Regions from separate parts of the Homo sapiens genome. Here region 2 is linked to region 1. Evidence: read pairs that join two places in POLR2A ChIA-PET (ENCODE). Cell type or tissue: PC-3. All regions are shown on one strand. Each heading gives the region's core, and the rest is flanking DNA. Links, peaks and the distances in the headings are about the cores only.

Region 1 (4,392 bases), core at 161-4,160:
ACTACACCATATTTGTAGTCTTTTATCCCTCGCTCCTCTTTCAGCCTTCCCCCTAAGTCCCCAAAGTCCACTGTATCATTCTTACGCCTTTGCGTCCTCATAGCTTAGCTCCTACATAGTAGTGAGAAAACATGATGTTTGGTTTTCCATTTCTGAGTTACTTTACTTAGAATATTAGTCTCTAATCTCATCCAGATCACTGCAAATGCTGTTTAATTCATTCCTTTTTAAGGCTGCATAGTATTCCATGGTGTGTGTGTGTGTGTGTGTGTGTGTGTGTGTGTGTGTGTGTGTATGAGCAAATGCATTATCCAAAAGAAAATACATATTATATTTACACAACATAATCTTTCCTCCCTGAAAATTAAAAATCCCTTTTTCAAGCCCTTCCCACTGTTATTCAGAACGTATCATAGTGTTCTATTCTCTCTAGAATCAAGAAAGCCCCTTGGGACAAGTTAGATGCTCAGCAATGTCTACTGGCTCTGCAAGATCTCCTGAAGAATGAGACCTTCAAGACATAAGTGGGCGCATAGAAAAATAGAAAGGGCAGCTTGATCTCATATATATATATAAAATATGTAATCATGGTATATATATAAAATATATATATAATCATGGTATATATATACATAATATATATAATCATGGTTCCATGATTTTTGCTGAATTGTGCTGCTATAAACATGTGTGTGCAAGTGTCTTTTTTGAATAATGACTTGTTTTCCTCTGGGAAGCAGGATTGCTGGATCAAATGGTAGTTCTACTTTTAGTTATTTAAGGAATCGCCACACTGTTTTCCATAGCAGCTGTACTAGTTTACATTCCCACCAGCAGTGTAAAAGTGTTCCCTGTTTACCGCATCCATGCCGACATCTACTCTTTTTTGATTATGGCCATTCTGGCAGGACTGAGGTGGTACTGCATTGTGATTTTGATTTGCATTTCCCTCATCATTAATGACATTGAGCATTTTTTCATGTTTGTTGGCCATTTGTATATTTTCTTTTGAGAATTGTCTATTCATGTCCTTAACCTACTTTTTGATGGTATTGTTTGTTTTTTTCTTACTCATTTGGTTGAGTTCACTGTGGATTCTTGATATTAGTCCTTTGTCAGATGTATAGATTTTGATGACTTTTCTCCCACTCTGTGGGTTGTCTGTTTACTCTGCTGACTGTTCCTTTTGCTGTGCAAAAGCTCTTCAGTTTAATTAGGTCCCAGCTATTTATCTTTGTTTTTATTGCATTTGCTTTTGGGTTCTTGGTCATGAAATCCTTGCCAAAGCCAAAGTCTAGAAGGGTTTTTCCAATGTTATCTTCTAGAATTTTTATAGTTTCAGGTCTTAGGTTTAAGTCTTTGATCCATCTTGAGTTGATTTTTGTATAAGGTGAGAGATTCTTATTCTCCTACATGTGGCTTGCCAATTGTCCCAGCACTATTTGCTGAAAAGGGTGTCCTTTCCCCATTTTGTTTTTGTTTGCTTGGTCGAAGATCAGTTGGCTGTATTTGGGTTCATTTCTGGGTTCTCTATTCTATTCCATTGGTCTATGTGCCTATATTTGCACCAGTACCATGCTGTTTTGGTGACTATGGCCTTATAGCATAGTTTGAAATCAGGTAGTGTGATGCCTCCAGATTTGTTCTTTTTGCTTAGTCTTGCTTAGGCTATGCGGGCTCTTTTTTGGTTCCATATGAATTTTAGAAGTGTTTTTTCTAATTCTGTGAAGAATGATAGTGGTATTTTGATGGGGATTGCATTGAATTTGTAGATTGCTTTTGGCAGTATGGTCATTTTCACAATATTGATTGTACCCATCATGAGCATGGGATGTGTTTCCATTTGTTCATGTCGTCTATGATTTCTTTCAGCAGTGTTTTGTAGTTTTCCTTGTGGAGGTTTTTGACTCCTTGGTTAGGTATATTCCTAAGTTTTTTTTTTGTTTGTTTGTTTTTTTCAGCTATTGTAAAAGGGGTTGAGCTCTTGATTTGATTCTCTGCTTAGTCATTGTTCATGTATAGAAGAGCTACTGATTCGTGTACGTTAATCTTGTATCTGGAAACTTTGATGAATTCTTTTATCAGTTCTAGGAGCTTTCTGGAGGAGTCTTTAGGGTTTTCAAAGTAAATGATCATATTGTCAGCTAACAGTGACAGTTTGACTTCCTCTTTACTGATTTGGAAGCCCTGTATTGGTTCATTGCTGTATACTCTAGCATTCACCATAAGTAACACCGTTATTTTTTCTGTTTGTTTCTGCCTTATTTTATTTTATTTTTTATTTTTTTGAGATGAAGTCTCTCTCTGTTGCCCAGGCTGGAGTGCAGTGGCATGATCTCGGCTCACTGCAACCTCCACCTCCCGGGTTCAAGCAATTCTGCTGCCTCAGCCTCCCGAGTAGCTGGGACTACAGGCACACACCACCACACCCGGCTAATTTTTTGTATTTTCAGTACAGATGGGGTATCATCATGTTGGCCAGGCTGGTCTCAAATTCCTGACCTCTAGCGATCCACCTGCCTTGGCCTTCCAAAGTGCTGGGATTACAGGATTACATTTCATGTACCCAGCCTACATGAAATATCCTTTCTGAGGGTTGAGCTTGGCACACAGACAGGGCCTGGTGAAATGGTGGGTGGGGACCGAGGGGCCTCACCACGGTGTCTTTTGATGGCCTGGCTTTCTTTGCTTTGATGTGCACCGGTTCTTCAGGCCTGGCTCAATGTAGTCCCCCTGGTTCATGTTTAGAAGGCAGACTTTCTCAGTGTCTCTGTCCAAACTCTAACAATCTAAACAGCATGGCTCTCCCATGGCTTTTCTTCTTTGAGGTGAGAAGGCCTGAACCATAGCCTTCTATTCTGGTCCAGACAGCTGTGGATGGCCAAGGCGGGGAGGATAGGCGGGTTCTCTGAGGAGGGGATGTGGGTGGGGAGTAACTGGTATCTCTGCTACAATTCCCTACAATCTCCCACTCTGTTCTGGTCTATCTGGGTAATGAGCAAATTTCTGCTCCTTATCATCTTAGACTTTTAATCTTAATAATTAACGCAATTATCTGCCAAACTACTTGTCAAACAGATTCTGTGAGAATTAGTGTCTAATTATTCTAACCTCTGGTTATTCACTCTAGAAAATGACAAGCTCTGGGAGTACCTTTGGGGTTAGGTTCTTTCAGGGCAAAGATCTTGATAGAAAGACAGAGCAAAGTCCTTTTGGGTGTGGTTCTGTGTGCAGGTCTAAATATAGTTGCTTAGAATGGGCCTCAGGAAAATCCTGAAAGTGGGTGAGGTTTCTGTGTCTTCTTCTGGAACCCCTCTCACGCTTCCTGGCAAGTTATCCTGAAGACTTCCATTTGTATAGAGCTTTACAGTTTGCCAATAACTTGACGTAGATTATCTCCTCTCCTACTCACAAATACCCTGAGGAAGGTATCATTACCATCATCATTTTATAGCTGAATTACTTTATCATTTTATAATCAAAGATACTGGGCTCATTCAACAAATATTTATAGAGTAAACCAGGTGTCAGGCCCAGTGGAAACACAACGATGAAAGAACAATACCCAGGTCCTCCCTTCAGGGAGGCCAGCAGAGAATACTAATCTCAAGCAGGAAGTGACAGCACAGCACTAGGCTAGGATGCCTCGTAGAAGGACCAATGATCCCAGAATGGAACAGCTTTCTGCAGGAGTCATTGCCTGATTTTTTATAGGACCATGGTTAGTAAGATAACAAGAGCTACAGGAAAAGCATTCTAGGCCATCCCGTTCATTCTTATTTGACCTCTCAAAAAGGAGATCTACCAATTCAAATGAATTTCCAATGGTGGCATATTGGATCTTAAAACCAAAAGAGGTCGTTGGAGCAGGCAGTGTGTGGGGTAGTGTGGGCCCAGACATGTCCTCCTGCAGTCCCCAGGTTGGCTATGCCTCCTTGCAGGGACTGCAGACCAGCCTCTGGGACACTTTGCTGAGTAGGCCTGACAACTGTGGCCTCCTCTTCTGAGGCAGAGCATGCAGTAACTCCTCATTCCTCCCCTCAATGAGAGATCTCATTACACCACATAGAGGGCAGCCCTTCTGGAAGTGACAACCAGGGAAACGGAGTCAAAGCTCTTCAACTGCAAAGGCGTAGTCTAATACACACAAGTACCAAGAAGTGTTACAGGTTGAGCATCCCTAATCCAGAAATCCAAAATCTAGAAAGCTCCAAAATCTAAACTTTTTAAAGTGCTGACATGATGCTTTGCTTTCTGATGGTTCAGGGTATACAAACTTCGTTTCATTTCCAAAAAATTTTTAAAATATTCTATAAACTTACATTCAGGTTGTATGTATAAGGCATATATGAAACATAAGTGAATTTCATGGTTAGACTTAGGTCCCATCTC
Region 2 (4,392 bases), core at 91-4,090, 1.9 Mb before region 1:
CCCAAGCCTCTGCAGACAGCTCCCAGGTGTCTGGGGAGGCCAGAGAGGGGAGGCCGGCCCTCTGCCCACCAGCTCTCCCAAGAGTGTGGGACACCCTCTGCCCACTCTCACAAGAGTGTGGGAGACCAAGGACAAGGCGATACTTGGCCCACACCTGAAACTGGACAGAAACTCCTGACTCAGAGGCCAAGCCTTCGGCCAAGTCAATAAGAGCTGGGCCCCTGTGTGGTGAACACATCCTGTGTGGTGACGACAAGGAGAAGTCCAAGGGTCTGAGAATGGGAGCAGTGTCACGGCATTGCTGGTGGGGTTACTTCTCCAGCATTGTCGACTGTTAGTAGGTGTGACTTTTTACTTCTTGGATGCGTGGGAATGACTTTTTACTTCCTGGAGGCGTGAGGATGGAGCTCAGACCCTTTTCTGTGGTCTGAATCTGGGAATGGTTCGGGAGGTTCCCTTTGTCCATTTGTTCATAAGACAAATAGTTGGGTACTTACCACACGCTGTGCTAAGCACTGGATACGCAATTATAAGCAAACCCAGACCGAGCCTCTGCTCTCAGAGCTTTTATCTAGTCATGGAGATGCATTAATGAAATAATAACAGTAAAAGGTTTCTTTTTTTTTTTTTTTGAGACGGATTGTCACTCTTATTGCCCAATCTGGAGTGCAATGGCCCGATCTTGGCTCACTGCAACCTCCGCCTCCCGGGTTCAAGCGATCCTCCTGCCTCAGCCTCCCAAGTAGCTGGGACTACAGGCATGTGCCACCACGACCGGCTAATTTTGTATTCTTAGTAGAGATGGGGTTTCTCCATGTTGGTCAGGCTGGTCTCGAACTCCAGACCTCAGCTAATCTGCCCACCTCGGCCTCCCAAAGGGCTGGGATTACAGGCGTGAGCCACCACACCTGGCCACAATAATAGGTTTTAAAAACCTACTTTAATGAAACTGTGTGCCAGACCCTGTTTTAGGCACCCTACAAATATTAACTCCTGTTATTAGTATAATAATCTAAGAACTGCTAGATGCAGTGGCTCACTCCTGTAATCCCAGCACTTTGGGAGGCTGAGGCGGGTGGATTACCTGAGGTCAGGAGTTCAAGACCAGCCTGGGCAACATGGTGAAACCCCATCTCTACTAAAAATACAAAAATTAGCTGGGCGCGGTGGCATGTGCCTGTAATCCCAGTTACTTGGGAGGCTGAGGCAGGAGAATCGCTTGAGCCTGGGAGGTGGAGGTTGCAGTTAACCAAGATTATGCCATTGCACTCCAGCCTGGGTGACAGAGCAAGACTCTGTCTCAAAATAAAGAAAAAAAAAAAAAAACCTAAGAACTAGGTATGATTAATATCAACCCTGATTTACAGATAAAAAAAACTGAGGCACAGAGAGGCAAATTTGCCCAAGGTCACACAGCTCATAAACAATGGAGTTGAGATTCCAACCCAAGCAGTTTTGCCCAGGAGTCCCAGCTCTTAGCCAGTGTGGCTAAGTTGCCTTTGTTATTCTGTCCAACTCAGTTATTCTGATATAAAACTCCCTTTGAGGATGGAAATGACTGTCAATGGAAAAAAAAAACAACAAAAGCTTTTAAAGATTTAAAGTTAGTTTTATTCAGAAGTCTTACTGAGGGCTATAGACCAAGGCCTGTAGCCCAGGAGCAGTTCTATGAGACTGCTGGGGCACAGTATCTCAGCCCATGGCCCATATACAGGCGGTGGGGGTTCAATATGTTCAAAGTCACATGAGACTTGCTCAGAAGTTGCATTCAAGCAGAATCACATTGACGTTTCGGTGTAAGAGCACAACTGGTTATAGATTACAGAGGCATCATCACTGACCTTGTCAGAGGTTATCTTATGTGTAGGCAAAGACAAACACTGCGGTCATTTATCTTTTAAGGAATATAGTGACTCAGGCAAGAGATGTCCTGTTTTGTCTTCTAAGCATCTTTCCAGAGAGCTGTGTGTAGACACAGAGTCAGGAGCTTCGAGAAATTAAGCAAGCAGAAATGAGCAAACATGACTTCTTAACATTTGCTACTTTGTCTCATATGACTCACCAAGGAAGAAGGGATTTTAGCATCTGACAAGCCAGCTGTAGCTTTGAAGACTGTTTAGGGAGCCTGCTGGGCACTGAGTAATAAGCAATTTGCATCGCACTTCTGTAGTATCTTGCATCTTGGTTTCTCTTCCCATCCTCCTCTTCATAGCTCCCTCCTCTTTTGGCTCATCCACCGCTAACTTAGTCTTTGATGCTTTTACTTTGACCCCCAGGACTTTCCTGTTGGAGTGAGCAGGTCGGTTTTCTTTGAGCTGTGCAGCAGCAGTCTCCTTGGCTAAACTCAATCCAGCACAGGACCACTCCCAAGAAAGGAGCTGCTCAATATGGGCAGAGAGGTGGGGAGTGATGGGGGGTAGAGACTGAAAATCAGATGTTAAGAATAGAAGCAGGCCGGGTGCGGTGGCTCAAGCCTGTAATCCCAGCACTTTGGGAGGCCGAGGCGGGCGGATCACGAGGTCGGGAGATCGAGATCATCCTGGCTAACACGGCGAAACCCCGTCTCTACTAAAAATACAAAAAAATTAGCCGGGCGTGGTGGCGGGCGCCTGTAGTCCCAGCTACTCTGGAGGCTGAGGCAGGAGAATGGCGTGAACCCGGGAGGCGGAGCTTGCAGTGAGCCGAGATCGCACCACTGCACTTCAGCCTGGGCGATAGAGCAAGGCTCTGTCTCAAAAAAAAAAAAAAAAAAAAAAAAAAAAAAAAAAAAAAAAAGGAAAAGAAAAGAATAGAAGCATTAGCTGGGTGTTGTGGTGCATACCTCAAGGTTGAGGTGGGGGATTCACTTGAGTCCAGGATTTTGAGGCTGCAGTGGACTATAACATGCCACTATACTCTATTAAAAATAAAAAATAACAATTAAAAAAAAAAAGAATAGGAGTAGCTCTAGACCAAGGTTGTGTATCCTGGCCAATGAAATAGAGTCTTTACACAACCTGTCTTTTCCACAGGCTAAGTTCAGTGGGCCCCGAGCTATTCAAAACTCAACACTTTTGCAATAAAAATAAAAGTTCCTTTAGTACCTTCCACGTTACCAAGCCCATTTAGAGTTCTGATCTCCTTTGGCTTCAACAACAACCCTGGGAGGTATTCCTGGGAGAACACAGAGGTCTCCCAGTCTTCAAAGCTACACACTTCACTTGTCAGACACTAAAATTCCTCACTCTTTGGTGAGTCATTTGCATTTCTAAAGTGAGTTTCCTTTCAGAATAGCTGGGCTGAAATGTGGTTGTAAGTGACTGGGCATTAGAGCTGGCAGAACACAACAGAGACTGTATGCACTTTCAACTCCAGACTCTTCCACGACCTCTTTCTACCTCTCAGACGAGGTAGTGCCTGGCTGCAATTTTTCAAGAACCAAAACTTGAATGACTGCCATCATTAGGCTCTAAAGTCAAAAATTGGCCTGAATTCTCCCCCCAAAGAAATAAGCACCTAATATTTTTCTTCGTATGCTGAAAATTCAGGGAAGCTCTGATAACACAACCATTTAGCGTTACATGCAAGAAATGCTTCCACTTAAGGTCAAGAGTTTGGCATCTGCTTCCTGAAGCCCCTTCTGAATCATGTTATTTCTAACAAGAAGATATGAATTGTCTATATTTCATAAGATATAGTGAAGATTAAGTGAGAGTTGTTAGTCCATTCATTGTGTTCCCCATACCTGTTAAAATTTTTTCCTTCCAAAATTATTATGCTCTCTGTATTAGACCAATTATAGAAGCAGCTGAGGACTTGAGAAGTATTGTAAATAGAACAAATTTTGGCTTTAGCTGGGAAAGGAACAGAGATTCAGTCCCTTCTTATTGAGTCCAGAATTGGTGGTGGATCTGGATTCAGGAAATCAGGCAGATGTTGGAGCCATTTCACTCCCTGCCCCCACCCCTGGCCCAGCATACACAGCAAAGCTCCAAAGACCCAGGGTGCGTTCTGCAGGCAGTTCCTTCATATGCTAATGAACAGTTACAAAAGCTGAACAGCAGGACCAAACTGGTTTCTGTGGGCCCAAGCAGCTGGGAATTACTGCCCTACCCTTCTTCCCAGAGATTTCACAGACCCTCCTTCTTCCACATTCCCACCAGCTGTCCTTAAATTGCCAGGAACCCACCTGTTTTAACTCATCTCTCTCGGCCTGTGTGGCCCTCAGTTATCTTTCTTATCATATCCCGACACTCTGAGTTCTACAAGCCCCTCTGCCTCTGCTTCCTCTCCTTACCACCCCTTCTCACAGGCCTTTGTCTTTCCTTCAGGTGCCCCAGGGATTCCAGGCAAACAACAGCGTCTGACCAGCCCCATCAGTACTAAGCACTCTTGAGGGGGTCCCAGTGGCAG

What was found. ChIA-PET counts read pairs that join two places held together with the same protein. Peaks named below come from ENCODE experiments on the same cell type or tissue, not always from the same donor. Only the 100,000 strongest peaks of a DNase experiment are listed, where the experiment ranks them.
Region 2: POLR2A ChIA-PET joins it to region 1 with 8 read pairs; 1 of 35 experiments calls an interaction of 5 or more read pairs at or near these places.

What each region holds. Positions count from the first base shown.
Region 1 is chr5:78,672,927-78,677,318 of GRCh38, forward strand. The region is part of intron 4 of LOC124900191 (a long non-coding RNA gene); the gene reads right to left. Among named protein-coding and RNA genes, the nearest start is that of LHFPL2, 26 kb to the left of the region's middle. In PC-3, for the core only: no CTCF peak of the experiment used is centred there; no DNase peak of the experiment used is centred there; H3K27ac peaks cover 1,375 bases.
Region 2 is chr5:76,804,252-76,808,643 of GRCh38, forward strand. No RefSeq gene overlaps it. Among named protein-coding and RNA genes, the nearest start is that of F2RL1, 13 kb to the right of the region's middle. RefSeq lists enhancers at 1-683, 1,287-1,870, 1,871-2,452, 3,617-4,200. In PC-3, for the core only: no CTCF peak of the experiment used is centred there; DNase peaks (open chromatin) are centred at 280, 2,040 and 3,240; H3K27ac peaks cover 4,000 bases.